2 separate regions of the Mus musculus genome follow, and region 1 is linked to region 2. Evidence: chromatin contacts called from ENCODE Hi-C or POLR2A ChIA-PET data. All regions are on one chromosome and are shown on one strand. The core of a region is the stretch at or near the end of the contact, and the rest is flanking DNA. Distances in the headings are between cores, read along the strand shown.

What was found. A loop is a pair of places that touch in the nucleus more often than their neighbours do. ChIA-PET counts read pairs that join two places held with the same protein, here RNA polymerase II (POLR2A).
Region 1: POLR2A ChIA-PET joins it to region 2 with 19 read pairs in Patski. The contact joins the promoter of Tet1 here to the promoter of Ccar1 in region 2. A Hi-C loop is called at or near these places in 1 of 37 maps with a recorded cell type or tissue (regulatory T cell). POLR2A ChIA-PET finds 5 or more read pairs at or near these places in 5 of 5 experiments (Patski and embryonic stem cell).

Annotation. Positions count from the first base shown.
Region 1 is chr10:62,883,782-62,891,291 of GRCm38, reverse strand. It overlaps Tet1 (tet methylcytosine dioxygenase 1), which reads left to right and starts at 3,968. Exons shown (of 13, transcript NM_001253857.2): 1 at 3,968-4,120. All of the region lies in intron 2 of Gm51805 (a long non-coding RNA gene), which reads right to left.
Region 2 is chr10:62,789,072-62,796,132 of GRCm38, reverse strand. Ccar1 (cell division cycle and apoptosis regulator 1) reads left to right here and starts at 3,765. Exons shown (of 25, transcript NM_026201.3): 1 at 3,765-3,917; 2 at 5,091-5,212. The coding sequence starts at 5,140.

The sequences.
Region 1 (7,510 bases), core at 2,719-5,218, 95 kb before region 2:
CTCCACCCAGGCACACTTCAAGTCTCCAAACACATGAAGCAGTGTTGAACATTTTTCCCCCTAAACAAGATGATTTATGATTGGGGAAGTGGCTAAGTGGCAGGTTACTTGCTTAAGGTGCCAGCAATACTGCAAAAGAGAAACCAGAAAGATCCGGTAAAATGTAACAATGAAACGATAATTTGAAGTTACTTAAAAGTATCAAATTGTAGCAGAGCTCACGGGATCAATGTAAGCAAGACCAACCTGGTGTGTATAGGGAATTCAGGCCAGTTACCACTACAAAGGGAGACTGTCTCAAAAACTAAAATAAAAATACAAAAGCCCCAAACAGCCGGGCAGTGGTGGCACACACCTTTAATTCCTGCACTTGAGAGGTAGAGGCAGGCAGATTTTTGAGTTCAAGGGCAGCCTGGTCTGCAGAATGAGTTCCAGGACAGGCAGGGCTACACAGAGAAACTCTGTCTTGAAACAAAACAAAACAAAATAAAACAAAATAAATGAAGCCCCAAACAACAACACCACCCAAAAAAAAAAAAATCTTATGGATTGGGCTAGGGATAGAGCTCATATACCAAATAAAGCAGACAAATAAGGTCTGTAGTAAATTTTGAGAGTAAACATGGCATATGTGCCTTGAAAAGTAAGATCTGAGTTTGATTCCTACTATACACATGGTGATGGCTAGGTACGGTATTAAAGCCTTGTAAGAACAGTAATACACTGCTGGGCCTGGTGTTGCATGCCTTTTATCCCAGCACTTGGGAGGCAGAGGCAGGTGGATTTCTGAGGCCAGCCTGGTCTGCAGAGTGAGTTCCAAGACAGCCAGAACTATACAGAGAAAAACCCTGTCTCGAAAAACAAAGAACAATAATTACACATGGCAGGAAAATATCACTTAGTTCTGTAATCTGAGCTTCTCTGGAGTCTTTTTTTTGTTTTGTTTTTGTTTTTGAAGACAGGGTTTCTCTGTTTAGCTCTGGCTGTCCTGTAGACCAGGTTGTCCTCGAACTCAGAAATCTGCCTGCCTCTGCTGCCCAAGTGCTGGGATTAAAGGTGTGTGCCACCATGCCTGGCTTTTTCTTCTTTCTTTCTTTCTTTCCTTCCTTCCTTCCTTCCTTCCTTCTTTCTTTCTTTCTTTCTTTCTTTCTTTCTTTCTTTCTTTCTTTCTTTCTTTCTTTCTTTCTTTCTCATTTGTTATGTAAGTGCATTGTAGTTGTCTTCAGACAGGCCAGAAGACAGCATCAGATCTCATTATGGTGGTTGTGAGCCATGTTGGGATTTGAACTCAGGACCTGGGAAATAACAGTCAGTGCTCTTAGCCACTGAGCCATTTCGCCTGCCCAAAGACCTGAGTTTCTTTCTTTCTTTTCTTTTATAATTAATTAATTAATTAATTAATTATATGTAAGTACACCATAGCTGTCCTCATACACTCCAGAAGAGGGAGTCAGATCTCATTTCAGATGGTTGTGAGCCACCATGTGGTTGCTGGGATTTGAACTCAGGACTTTAGGAAGAGCAGTGGGCACTCTTAACCGCTGAGCCATCTCACCAGCCCCAAGACCTGAGTTTCTTAAAGGGGTCATGGAACAGTCCCTGGCAGACAAGACTGATATGCTACACAGTTGCCAGTGGCAAATTGCTTGATGGGTTGAGGAAAAGTCCACAAACCTGGACACAGAACTAACTATTCACTGCTGAGGTGGTGTGAGCAGAGAAATAAAAATATGTTGTTTGTTTCCTTCATATGACTAGAAAACATCAGAAAAATCCCAGCTCCTGATAAGCTATTGTAAATGGAGTAGTAACTGCCTTGCATGCTATTATCTCTGGAGACATTGCCTTTAGTACCAGTCCTGCTTCGTCCTTTTTTGAGTCCTTGCATTAAGCCTTGCCTTCCTGTGAATTTTTGTATTCTCCTGTTCTCTTAAATTTGTGCTTATGCCAAATTGTGGGAGTGAGTTCTCGACACCCTGATGTGTGGATTTCAAGGATCAAACTCAGATCTGTAGGCTTGGCCAGAGGTACTGATAATCTGTCCCATTTCAAAGGCCCGACTTTATCTTTTTTTTCTTTTTTAAAAATTAAATTTATTAGAGGCAGGTGGATTTCTGAGTTCGAGGACAGCTTTGGTCTACAAAGCAAGTTTCAGGACAGCCAGATATACAAAGAAACCCTGTCTCAAAAAAAAAAAAAAAAAAAAAAAAAAAAACCAAAAATTATTTACATTCCAAATGTTGCCTCCCAAAGGCCCAACTTGAAAAGAATTTTTTTTGTTGTTTGTTTTTTGAGAAAAGAAAATTTTAAGTCCGGCATGGTGGCAGAAGCCTTTAATCCCAGCACTCGGGAGGCAGAGACAGGTGGACAGGGGTGTTGGGGCTGGAGAGATGGCTCAGTGGTTAAGAACATTTACTGCTCTTCCAAAGGTCCTGAGTTCAATTCCCAGCAACCACATAGTGTGGCTCACAACTTTTGTAACAGGATCAGATGCCCTCTTCTGGTGTGTCTGAAGACAGCTCTAGTGTACTTGTCATATATATAAAATAAATAAATAAAATCTTAAAAAACTATTACAGGGTCTCACTCTATTAAGGCTGGCTGGGAAAAGAGATGTTTGCCTGGTTTTGCTAGAGTGTTTTGTCTTATTTGTCTAAAAACTTATCTGTCAATATTTCTCGCACTTTATAGGTATGGGAAGGAGAATCAGTTCAAGGTCAAAATCTAATAGAGAAAGGGAATGAAAGAAAAATAAAGAAAAAAAGAGAGAGCCAGGTTTGCTTTTTTCTATTGCAAAGATTAAATTGAGGCCTCAGTCTTCACCTCTGAGCAGAACTCAGCTAGAAGTGCATTTCTGACCTCCAATCAGGTTACTTTATAATCCCAGCACTGGAAAGGCTGTGGCTGGAAGATTCCTGCCTTTGAGGGCAGCCTGGGCTACACAGAGACTTTTAAAAGCTAAACAAACAAACCCGTTATAGCTGGTACCTAGTTAAGAATACATTTAAAGGATTTATTTAGGGTGTAAGCTTGACAGTTTGGGACTATTTCTCCGAACAATCTAGGGACATTTATTTGTTTTATTTTGTTTTGTTTTTTTGAGACAGGATTTCTCTGTATAGCCCTGGCTGTCCTAGAACTCACTTTGTAAACCAGACTGGCCTATAATTCAGAAATCCACTTGCCTCTGCCCCCCAAGTCCTGGGATTAAAGGCATCTGCTAGGCTATCGAGGGACATTTATATACCACAGTTCAGGTATGGAATTGGGGGAGTGGAGTGTAAAGCCACAAGCCAGTTTTCTCCCTTCCACCTGAAGCAGTAGATTTCCTTGTCTAAGGGCAGACTTCTGGAAGAAGAGAAAGCTATCTTACCTTGGGATATGCCTAGTTAAAGTCAAGCCTGAACCTCATGGCAGGAATTTCTCTCTTACTGTATTTCCATTTCCTATAAAGTGATTATGATCACTAATGAGTCCGCAGTCAATGGCTAATCAAAATAAAGATGTAGGGAAAAAATCAAAGCTAATTTGATTTCTCTTTGGTCTTGAAGTTGGTTTGACACCTCTAGGATGTCACCTGGATGACCCGACTCGCTTCTGGAAACATTCGTTTTCGAGATACCTTTACTCCCATCTGATTAGAGATACTCTGACTCCCATCACTGAAAGAGATGGTGACCTGTAGATTTCAACACTCCTTTGACCTAAGAAAAAAGGGGAGGGAGCGCGGGCGGAATTTCAGGAAAGCCTAGGAAGGAGTGGACAGGAGAAGGGTCGAGAGGAGTCCGGCTCCGATTTGGGAAAATCCAGCTCGCATTTTGCCTCTCGCTCAGCGGTACAGGGTCCAGCAAAGGCTGTGCCCCAGCTACACTCCTAGAGGTCTGTACTGGGGAGACACCGCTGCTCTGGGGGGGGGCGAGGGCTGACCTGGCTGGGAGTACCCGCGCACTCCGCTCGTGGAACACTGCACTCTGCAACTGGTTTGTACAATCCCGGGGTCTGTATTCGCCCCTGGACGTCCTCTCCCTCCCTGGTCATGTACCTCTACCTGCCTCTTCTACGGGAACATTCGCGGAGCAGCTCCCCAACCCGGGTGCTCGGGCCCTGACCGTGCCGGATGGTAAGTGTCCATCCTAGGCCCGCCTGAACTCCTTGGCGCGTGCCGGAGCCTCAGGCTCCAAAGTTGCACGGACCAAGACCCGCTGGAAAGTTTGTCCAAGGATTGGTGCAGGCTTCTAGCAGGGGTGACCCGCGCTGCCCTGGGATCCAGAGGCAGTTTAGGGTGAGCTGGGGCGGCAGCAAAGAGCCGGGGAGTTGGGAGAGGGTACTACTCCGTGGCGGGACGGAGCTGGGGGGCGGATCTCGATCGGGCTAGGACTTTGCACGCCGCGATGCTTGGTGATGACTCGTGCGAGTCAACTCCGCGCCACGACCCCCTATCCCGGGCCGCTCCGGGTCTTTCGTGGCGGGTGACTAACAATGCTCGCGGGGGACCTTACAGCGCTCCCCAGAAAGTTTAGTTAGCCCTGGCTAGGATCGGTTCGCATGGGGACCTCCAGACTTGGCATCAACTGGAGATCCTGTAGGGGAAACGCATGTATGGCCTCTGGGAGGTCCCCAGACAGGAGTTCTTAGAAAGTCTGGGAGTCTGCCTGTAGGGAGGCGATAGCTTTTGCCAGCGAGGAGTGGGGAGCGCGAGCTGTCGGGTTCAGAAGTGTCTCACGCGTTTGAGACGTACCCCATCCTTCGCGGATGAACCCTAGAAAGGGGTTGCTGGGAGCCACTTCGGGAGTGCAGGGGACCTGGAGGTCTGGGAAAGGCTGGTCCGGAATTGGGAGGTTCAAGAAGAAGCAAGAAAGTAGGATATGTTGCCAGCGCCGAAACGCAAGTTTTTGGAATGCTACTGACTGGTTCTGGGATCCTGGAGAGGGGATTGAGGGCGTACGTGTGCTCGCAGCGGCAGAGTGAGTGCCTAAGACTTATCGTGCTGCACGTGAGCTCCGGGAGCTCGCGGTCCCTGCCTGGGCTGAAGAGACCACCGCCTACTCCGCGGGGTAGGGAAGCAAATCTTCCTTTTTCCGGAGGGGTGTGCTCGCCTATGATTATTCCAGCGCTGGGTTGGTAAAGGCATAGAGATCTCCGTGAGTTTCAGGGCAGCTAGGGCTGCATGGTGAGACCAGTCTGAAAAAGCAACTTCCCCTTTCTCTTACTCTCTCCTTCACCTCCAGTGTTCGCCCATTAATCCACAGGAATGAGTCAGGAAAGAAGTGTCCGGCTCCAGTTGCCCTTTGGGAACTGAACTGGGTACGTTTCTGACCCACTAAAATTAATGTGACTTTAAGAAAGACTTAATGCTGGAGCAGCGATAAGGATTCCCTGACTCAGCCGGGCGTGGTGGCGCACGCCTTTAATCCTAGCACTCGGGAGGCAGAGTCAGGCGGATTTCTGAGTTCGAAGCCAGCCTGGTGTACAGAGTGAGTTCCAGGACAGCTAGGGCTACACAGAGAAACCCTGTCTCGAAAAAACAAAACAAAACCCAAAAAAAACAAACAAACAAAAAGGATTCCCTGTCTTCCCCACCCCCACAACTCTTTCCAAGTGAACCAACCATCCTGAGCTGAGCGGCTACTGAGGAATTTGCAATGACTTTCCAGACCTTGGGACTACCACGACAGGATTGGTTTGGGGTGGAGTTGTGCGCTCACGCCGGATGATTGGACGAGGGGGCGCCATAAAGCAGCCCTTCCCCTCAGGTATTGGTTTCTTTTCTTTTCTCTTTTTTCTCTTCTCTTCTCCTTTCTTTTCTTTTCTGTCTTCCTTTTTTGTTTTTTTTTTTTCGAGACACGGTTTCTCTGTATAGTCCTGGAACTCACTTTGTAGACCAGACTGGCCTCGAACTCAGAAATCCTCTTGCCTCTGCCTCCCGAGTGCTGGGATTAAAGGAGTGCCCTACCACGCCCGGCAGGTATTGGTTTCTTGAGGCAAAAACAATTTGGAGAGTATATTTAGATTCAGTTACACACAACTGAATATAGTTAATTAGGTATTTATGGGTATAGTGAAGCTTAATGCTTCCAGACCAGCCGCTAATAATTAAAAAGAATCTCAGATGCTACAGTTTATGGCTTCCTGGGTTTTGATGTCTGTTTTAAAGAATTTATGTGTGGTAAGGTGTCACTCTATTCCAGACTGACTTGACCTTTACTGGCAGAAGCTGGTCTCGAACTTATGACTCCTCCTGAATATTGGGATTACAGATATGCACCCTCCACTGCTGTTGCCTCTGGTCCTCGCGGTGATACTCCTGCCTTGCTCAGCCGGTGTTCTTGGCTGTGAGTGCAGATCTTCATTGATCATATAGGGCATTGCCCTGGTCTTCATATCCCCAATTAAGCATTTTGAATTGGGGTCTTTTTAAAAATAAACATTTGGAGGAATAGGATTTATTTAGGGTCTTTAGTAGGCTGGACTAAATGACTGTAGAACTCAACATTTTAATGAGTTAACTATTGCTCTCAGATTCCCTGCTTCCGCTGAAGGGGTGGGTCAGAGGTTGGAGACACCCTCCTCACCCTTTGTCTCTTCCTTATCTACCTTCTTCCCCTCCCCCACCTTCTGGACACATCCTTCCTGCCTCCTTCATTTCTTTTCCCCCTTGTCCTTAAGAAAAAAAAAATTTTTTTTTAAACCTGTATGTCTTTTGATTCTCCTTCCCCTACCTGACCTCAGTTCTCTTCTGTTGTCTTTAACTCCTTACATTCTTGTGAATTCTTGGCTTTGCTCAGTCGTTTGGATTTCTATCTTTTCACCTTATAAAATGTATAAGATACTGTTCCTTAGCCTCTTCCTGTTCTTCCTTAAACCGCCTGGCTTTTGGAAGAGACTTTTAACCTCTTTTTTTCCCCTGTTCTCTTCCATTTTGGTTCTCTTTGCGTCCCCCACCCGACCCTGCCCCCGTGGGGTGTCCGGGGGTGTTTTACATATGGAAGGAGGCAGCTTTCAGCTGCATTTCCCTGAGCAGCCTCTCCGAGCGCCCCAGGCTTTCACACTTCCTGAGATAGCCTCCCCCCCCCCCCCCTTCAATGTAGAATCTAGTTGTGGGGAAATCCAGCCCAGTGTCAACTTTTTTCAGAAAATGCTTTTAATAAGTCTTATATTAGTCTTAGTGTTTGGTTTGGTTTGGTTGGTCCAGGGGAAAAGCCTTTATGGTCTCTGGGCCTGAAATCAGTTTGCGTGTAGCTTTAGGCATGCAAATGACACTTTAGCACCGGCGGCAGCTGGAAGGATTGCAGTGTTATTTCAAATTGATGTTTGGGCTCAATGGTTACTTAAGAAAGTGCAGCAGCCATTGCCTGCTCAGGGGACTTCCAGAGGTAAGCAAGAGAAGAGATTTTCGAGGGAGAGGAAATTCCCCGATGGTGCCATCAATACTGTAATTCACGGCCTACTGGTATTGTTAGGAAGCTAGCCTTTCATTTTTTTTAGGTAAGGAGAATAAATACTTTTATTT
Region 2 (7,061 bases), core at 2,516-5,015:
AATGAAGTTTCATTTGTGTGTACAGCTGGGTCTGGTGGCTTGTAGCTGCAATCTCAGAACTTGGAGCCAGAGGCAGGATTGTCACAAGCCTGAAGCTAGCTTTGTCTATAAGTCAAGTATCAGGCATGCCAGAACTATTAATAGGATTTTGTCTCCAAAAATAAAACAAAGGCAATCATGGCCAAAAATATCTTTGTCTAGTATCTTTGTGTGCAGTCTATTATCTGATAAGGGTGTTTGCTCAGCTCCTGTAGAAGACAACTTATATTCTGCCAAGAGGGGAAAGAGAGTGGGGTGGAAGACTAGGAGAAATTTTTTTTGTCAAATCATCTTTTGCTAAAAGCAATTCTTTCATTAAAAAAAAATTTTTATTTATTTATTTATTTATTTTAATGTATGCATGTACATGGTCACACTCTTCGGACACACCAGAAGAGGGCATCCGATCCCATTACAGATGGTTGTGAGCTACCATGTGGTTGCTGGGAATTGAACTCAGGACCTCTGGCAGAGACATCAGTCTGCAACTGAGCCATCTCTCCAGCCCAGTTAAAAGCAATTCATAAATAAAAGAGAAAACTTGAAGCTGACAATCTGGTTTCCCTCAGGATTGTTCATAGAAGCTTAAAAGTAAAAGTGAAAAGGTCAGCTGAGCCGCATGTGGTGGCACACCCCTTTAATCCCAGCACTCGGGAGGCAGAGGCAGGCGGATTTCTGAGTTCAAGGCCAGCCTGGTCTACAAAGTGAGCTACAGGACACAAAGGGCTACACAGAGAAACCCTGTCTTGAAAAACCAAAAACCAAAACCAACCAACCAAACAAACAAACAAACAAAGGTCAGCTGAGGAAATAAGGGAAAGGGTGGTATGTTTGTTTATATTGTAAACATAAAAACAGAAATTCTGGCAGAGGCAGGTGGATTTCTGAGTTGGAGGCAAGCCTGGTTACAGAGTAAGTTCCAGGACAGCCAGGGCTACACAGAGAAACCCTGACAACAAAACAGAAATTCTGGAGTCAGTGCCTCTTTTCGTAGCTCTGCCTCTCCTGGCACTGACTGTGTTCACCATGCTAGCCTCGAACTCACAGAGATCAGTCGGCTTCTGTTTCCCTCGTGCTAGAATTGAGGGTGATATAGCAGTCTCCATGTCTGACTTTTTATTCACTTTAGAAAATATTTTATTTTCTATTTTTCAGAAGTTTTATGTGAATAACGATGTTTCTATTGCGTGTATGTGTGTGCATAACCCACACCAATCGACAACCATAGAGACCAGAAGAAAGCAACTATACCCTGTAGAACAGGGTTACTGAAGTTTTTAGCCACCCTGTAGGTGTTGTGATTAGAAGTCACATCCTCTGGAAGACCTCACAGTACTCTTTTCTTTTTTTTTACTTATTTATTTATTCATTTATTTATTTATTTATTATATGGAAGTACACTGTAGCTGTCTTCAGACACTCCAGAAGAGGGAGTCAGATCTTGTTACTACGGATGGTTGTGAGCCACCATGTGGTTGCTGGGATTTGAACTCTGGACCTTCGGAAGAGCAGTCGGGTGCTCTTACCCACTGAGCCATCTCACCAGCCCCCTCACAGTACTCTTAACTTCTGAGTGTTTGCCCTTAAATTTCATTTTTATTCATGTGTATGAATTTGTGTATATGTTTGTGTGAGCCTGTGTCACATGTGTGCAGTATCCCAGGAGGCCGGGAGAGGGCCTCAGAGTTCTGTTTAGTTGTATGGGGCTAATGTAGATGGTGGGATGAGCTCCAAGGTTTAGGAAAGAATATCAAGTGGGCCTAACTGCTGAACCATCCCTCTAGCTCTGTTTCGTGTGTTTTATTTATTTTGTTTTTGTTTTTGGTCTTTTGAGACAGGATTTTTCTGTTTCACCCTGGCCATTCTGGAACTCACTCTGTAGACCAGGCTGGCCTTGAACTTAAATATCTGCCTACCTCTGTCTCCCAAGTGCTGAGATTAAAGGCATGTACCACCACTGCTCTGCTTTGTGTGTTTTATAAACACTCTTTCACTATGTAGCCCTGGCTGTCCTGTGCCTTACAATGTAGACCAAGCTAATCTAGAAGTCATAGAGACATGTCAATCCAAAATACAGACATCAAAAACATATGCCTGGGGTTTCTTTCAGAACTTAAAAAAAAAAAAAAAGAAGTATTTATTTATTTATTTATTTATTATGAGTACACTGTAGCTGTCTTCAGACACACCAGAAGAGGGCATCAGATCCCATTACCGATGGTTGTGAGCCACCATGTGGTTGCTGGGAATTGAATTCAGGACCTCTGGAAGAGCAGTTAGTGCTCTTAACCGCTGAGCCATTTCTCCAGCCCCCAGAACTTTTTTTGATAAGGTATCTCAGATTTAAGTTTTCTCACTTTGTCCCTCTTATTGCTGGGCCACCTGGCACACGCTGTTTTGAATTTTTACAAATTACTATAGTGTGATGACTATATTCTAATAGTTTGAAGGTCAGGACAGAATTAGTAAGGACAAAGGAGTTACATTTTACCCAACTTCTGTAAGTTTTACTTAAGTGGGAGAAAGGACCCTTGTGGTTTGAAAAATATTAAAGAACGTGTACCTATGTGATCCTGTGTTCATAAAATTTAAGGGAAAAAATACAAGGAACCACAGAAAAAGCTATATATTTTATCCTATTGGGTTTGATGAGATAAGGTGTTACACAGTCCAGGCTGGCCTTGAACTCCTGATCCTCCCTTCCCCTCCCTCCCAAGTGTTAGATTACAGGTCACCACCTGATCATGCTTGGCTCAGCTAATCTTATGTGGGATTCCTAGCATAAGCTATTTCATGTTGAGAATTTGACTAGATGTCACCAGCAGGTGTAGGACAAAATTAGAAAATGACTTAATAATAGCTCTGTCTTTCATTTTTTGAGACAGGGTTTATCTGTGTTGCCCTGGCTGTGTCTGCCTCTGCCTCTTGAGCGCTGGGATTAGAGGTGTGCACTTCCCCCATCCCCCAACCTTTCCACTCCCTCTCGCCCCCCAAATCCTCCAGCTGTTTCTTTTCAGTAGGGTCTTCAAATACTAGGGGTGATGATGGCCTGCACTCAGTGTATTAAAATCCACTCAGTTGTTCGCTTTTACACATTCCAGCCTTAATCCCGAGGAGATGGCACTGCGGTTAAAAGCACTAATCTCTGTTCTCAGGACCTGGGATTGATTATCAGCACCCACGGGGTGGTTCACACCGGTCAGGAACTCTAGTTTCGGGGGATCTGTCGTCTTCTCAGCTCCAGGGGCACCAAGCCCACACCTGTGCGCATAAATCATGGAGGCAAAACCCTCTAAAAATGAAAAGAATGTAAACAAAAAAAAATTTTTTTTTTTTGTTCTTCGAGACAGGATATGTCTGTATAACCCTGACTGTTTTGGAACTCACTCTGTAGACCAGGCTGGCCTCGAACTCAGAAATCCGCCTGCCTCTGCCTCTCGAGTGCTGGGATTAAAGGCGTGCGCCACCACTGCCCGCTAACAACGAAGTTCTTACAGGCTTATTCTTCCAAACATGTTCCAAACAAGAATAGAGGGACCACAAGATGGCGGCGGCGACACCGGCCGGACCACGTGACTGCCGCTCGCTCTCCCTCTCTCTCCCAGGGAAGGACAGCGTTGGCCTCAGAGCAGGCGAGCGACAGCCAGCTCATTGTTCAGCGAAGTCAAGGTAACCCGGCTGAGGCTCGCTCTCGCTCCCCAGTGAACGCACTCGCGGGGAGCGCGCACGCCGAACTTTTTTCGCGCACGCGCCCGTTCCTCTCGGAACCGGGAGGCGGTGCGGCGTAGGCAGGGGGGTTGGAGGGGAAAGCAGTCTGCGCATGCGCCTGAGCTTGACGGGTTTGAAATGGCTTCTCGGTTAACCCGGGCCAGACTCAGGTGAAGGTCTGGTCAGTGTTTTGGTGTGGCGCGGTGGGAGGCCGCGGCGGGTTGCTTCCGTTCGTTGGCAGCCGGTCAGCGGAGGGGTAGGGAGCGAGTGATGTGGCGGTGGCGGGTGGGTGTGTGATGGCGGACGCCGCGGGGCCGGCGGGCGAGGGACGCGGTCCCTTTTGTGCGGGTCGGAGTAGGCCCCACGCGCCGCGCCCTGCCCCCAGCGCAGCGGCTCCAGGCCCCTCAGGTGCGGCCTGCGCCCCTTCGACTGGGCCGGGCCAGGCCGGAGGCCGTGCGTCCTCCGGCCCGCGCTGCCCCGCCGCTGAGACCCGGCCCCGGGCGGCGGCGGCGAGCGTTTCCAGCGCTTGGAGGTTCTCTCAGACCGGCCCGGGGACCTCGGGGACTGCGACGACCCGCGGGCCCCAGTGGCCGCGGCCTGGGGCGCTGCCTTCCATCTTTCACGGCCGGCGCGTGGGAGGAAGATGAGTGTCCTCACCCCGGGATGCCAGGCCCATCTTTTCCTTTTCTCTTGGGTTTTTGAGCCGGGGTCTTCGCAGTGGTTCTTTTGGAGCCGCGCGTCCTCCCAACTGCCTCCCCACTCCCGGAGTGGAGACTAGGGTGACAAAGGCCATAGTGACTTCCTAGCCCTTAAAGTAATGTTCGTTATTGAGATGGTATCTGCCAATACCTTTATGGGGGAGGGGGGGTCTCGACGCAGTTTCCGTTATTGATTTAACCCCACTGCAGGACCTCAGACCATCGCCCAAAGAAACACGCAGGCTGTACTTGCTGCGTCTATAAGTTCGTTTGTCCCCAGAGAGAGAGGCTCTGTATCTAGCCCTAGCTGGTTTGTAATGTCATATAAATCATGCTGGCCTGGAGTTTATAGAGATCCGCCTGACTCTGCCTCTGGAGGGATGGGTTGGGAGGGGATTAAAGGCTTTGCCACTAAGCTCGGGCAGACCTTTTTAGGAAATGACCTTGTAGTTACTGAAGGAAGTTCCTTTAAGTCAGCCCCAAGGATATCTTTTAAATAGAGTATGCACAAGTGATCTGTTGATAGGCTGGTTGTGCGTTTTATTTCAAATGTTCTGTTGCACACTTCGGTTGGTTCTTGTTTGGAACGTGTCTTTAATATATCAATGATTTCTCTAAACTAGCCTTTTCCTATATCCTTTATAGGTATCTGCTATAGAAGGGAAACAAGTGAAAGTTTTCCCCCCCTTGCATCATGGCTCAGTTTGGAGGACAGAAGAATCCACCATGGGCTACTCAGTTTACAGCCACTGCGGTCTCACAACCAGGTCAGGCAACTGAACCCTTGGACTGGAAATGATATACCCTTTAGTTTTTAAGATACTTTTGAAAATTAACTCAGGAACAAAAACAAAACCCCACTTATCCAGCAATTTGAACACTTTTTTTTTTTTTTTTTTTTTTGGTTTTTCAAGACAGGGTTTCTCTGTGTAGCCCTGGCTGCCCTGGAACTCACTTTGTAGACCAGGTTGGCCTCGAACTCAGAAATCCTCCTGCCTCTGCCTCCCAAGTGCTGGGATTAAAGGGGTGTGCCACCACGCCCGGCTCTTTGTTTTTGTTTTGTTATTTGTGTCTAATTTTTTTTTAGTTTACTAAGGGGTTTTGCCATTTAAGTCTTCCACTACACTTTACCATTTGTGTTTGGCCTTTGATATACAGTCTTTATTAGCAGCAGTCCTTTGGCATGAGCAACCACACCCAGCTTATAGTTTTCAAATGCCTTAAGTTTATCTTTTTTCCTCTGGGTTTTTGGGTTTCAGTTAGGTTTGTCTGTGTAGCCAGTAGTCTTGGCTGTCATGGAACTCACTATTTTGACCAGGCTGGCCTTGAACTCAGATCTGCTTGCCTCTGCCTCCCAAATGCTGGGACTAAAGGTGTGTGCCACCATGCCCATAATTAAAGTTGGTTTAATTATGTTTTATAGAACACTAATTTATTAGAGAGAATCCTCCTTCCCTAGCTTCCTCCCTTCCTTTGTGGTGCTGGGGATTTAATTGTACTGAGCTTCAAGTAGAATATATCTTGTTTCCCATGTTTTCAGTTTTAAGAAGATACATTTTTAGGCCAGGTATGGTGGCATACTTCTCAAAACAACAAAAATCAAAAAACCAACCTGCTTTAAAACTTAAACAGCAAAAACAAAAAAGCCAAAGTATTTTAAAGTAAATATACCTGATTTATCTTTCTTCTTTTCTTTTTTTTCCTGGTCATAGTCGACATGCCTTTAATTTTAACACTTGGGAGGCACAGGCAGGATCTCTGAGTTTAAGGCCAGCCTGGTCTAAATAATGAGTTCCATGATAGCCAGGATTACATAGATCTTATCTAGATGCCTCTCCCCTAATTATTTGTATTTTTTAAAATTACATTTTCATGCTCCTCTGGAGTATGAGTTTGAGAGAGAGGGGGTGGGAGAAAGAGGATTAAAGTCAGAGACAAGTGGCAGACGTTTGTTTTCGTTCATGTAGGGTAGGTCTTGTGAATTGAATTGAGTTTGCCAGCCTTGATGGCAAGCACATTTACCCAGTGATCCTCCTGGCTGAGCCCTTAGCATTGTTCTGTGTGTGATGTGTATATCAGAGCAGGTATTCGTGTGTGGAGGTTAGTGGACAACTTTTGGTAGTTGGTTCTTTCACGATGGGTTCTGGGGATTGAACCCAGGTTGTCAGACTTGTATGGCAGGTGCTTTTACCCCCATTGAGTAAGATTACTGGTACATTTATGGTTTCATTTGTTTGTGTTTAATGTAGAAATACTGACTCTTTAAGAATTTAATGCCAGGGATCTTTTAAGACATGTTTGGCAGTAAAGTGCTTGCACAGAACCCACAAACCCTTTGATTTGATTTCTAGCACCTCAAACCGGGTGTACTGTATTCCTGAAATCAAGCACTCCTATGGTAGAGGCAGGAGGATCAGAAGTTCAAGTCAAACTTTAGTGAGTTTCAGGCCACCCTTGACTGAAAGTGCTGCACTGTGACCCCACCCACCCCCTTTGTGTGTCTGGTCTTGGTGGTTCATTCCTTTAACCCCAGAACATTTAGGAGGTGGATTTCTGAGTGTCGGGTCAGGCCAGCTTGGTCTACATAGCAAGTTTCAGGACAGCCAGGGTTAAAAA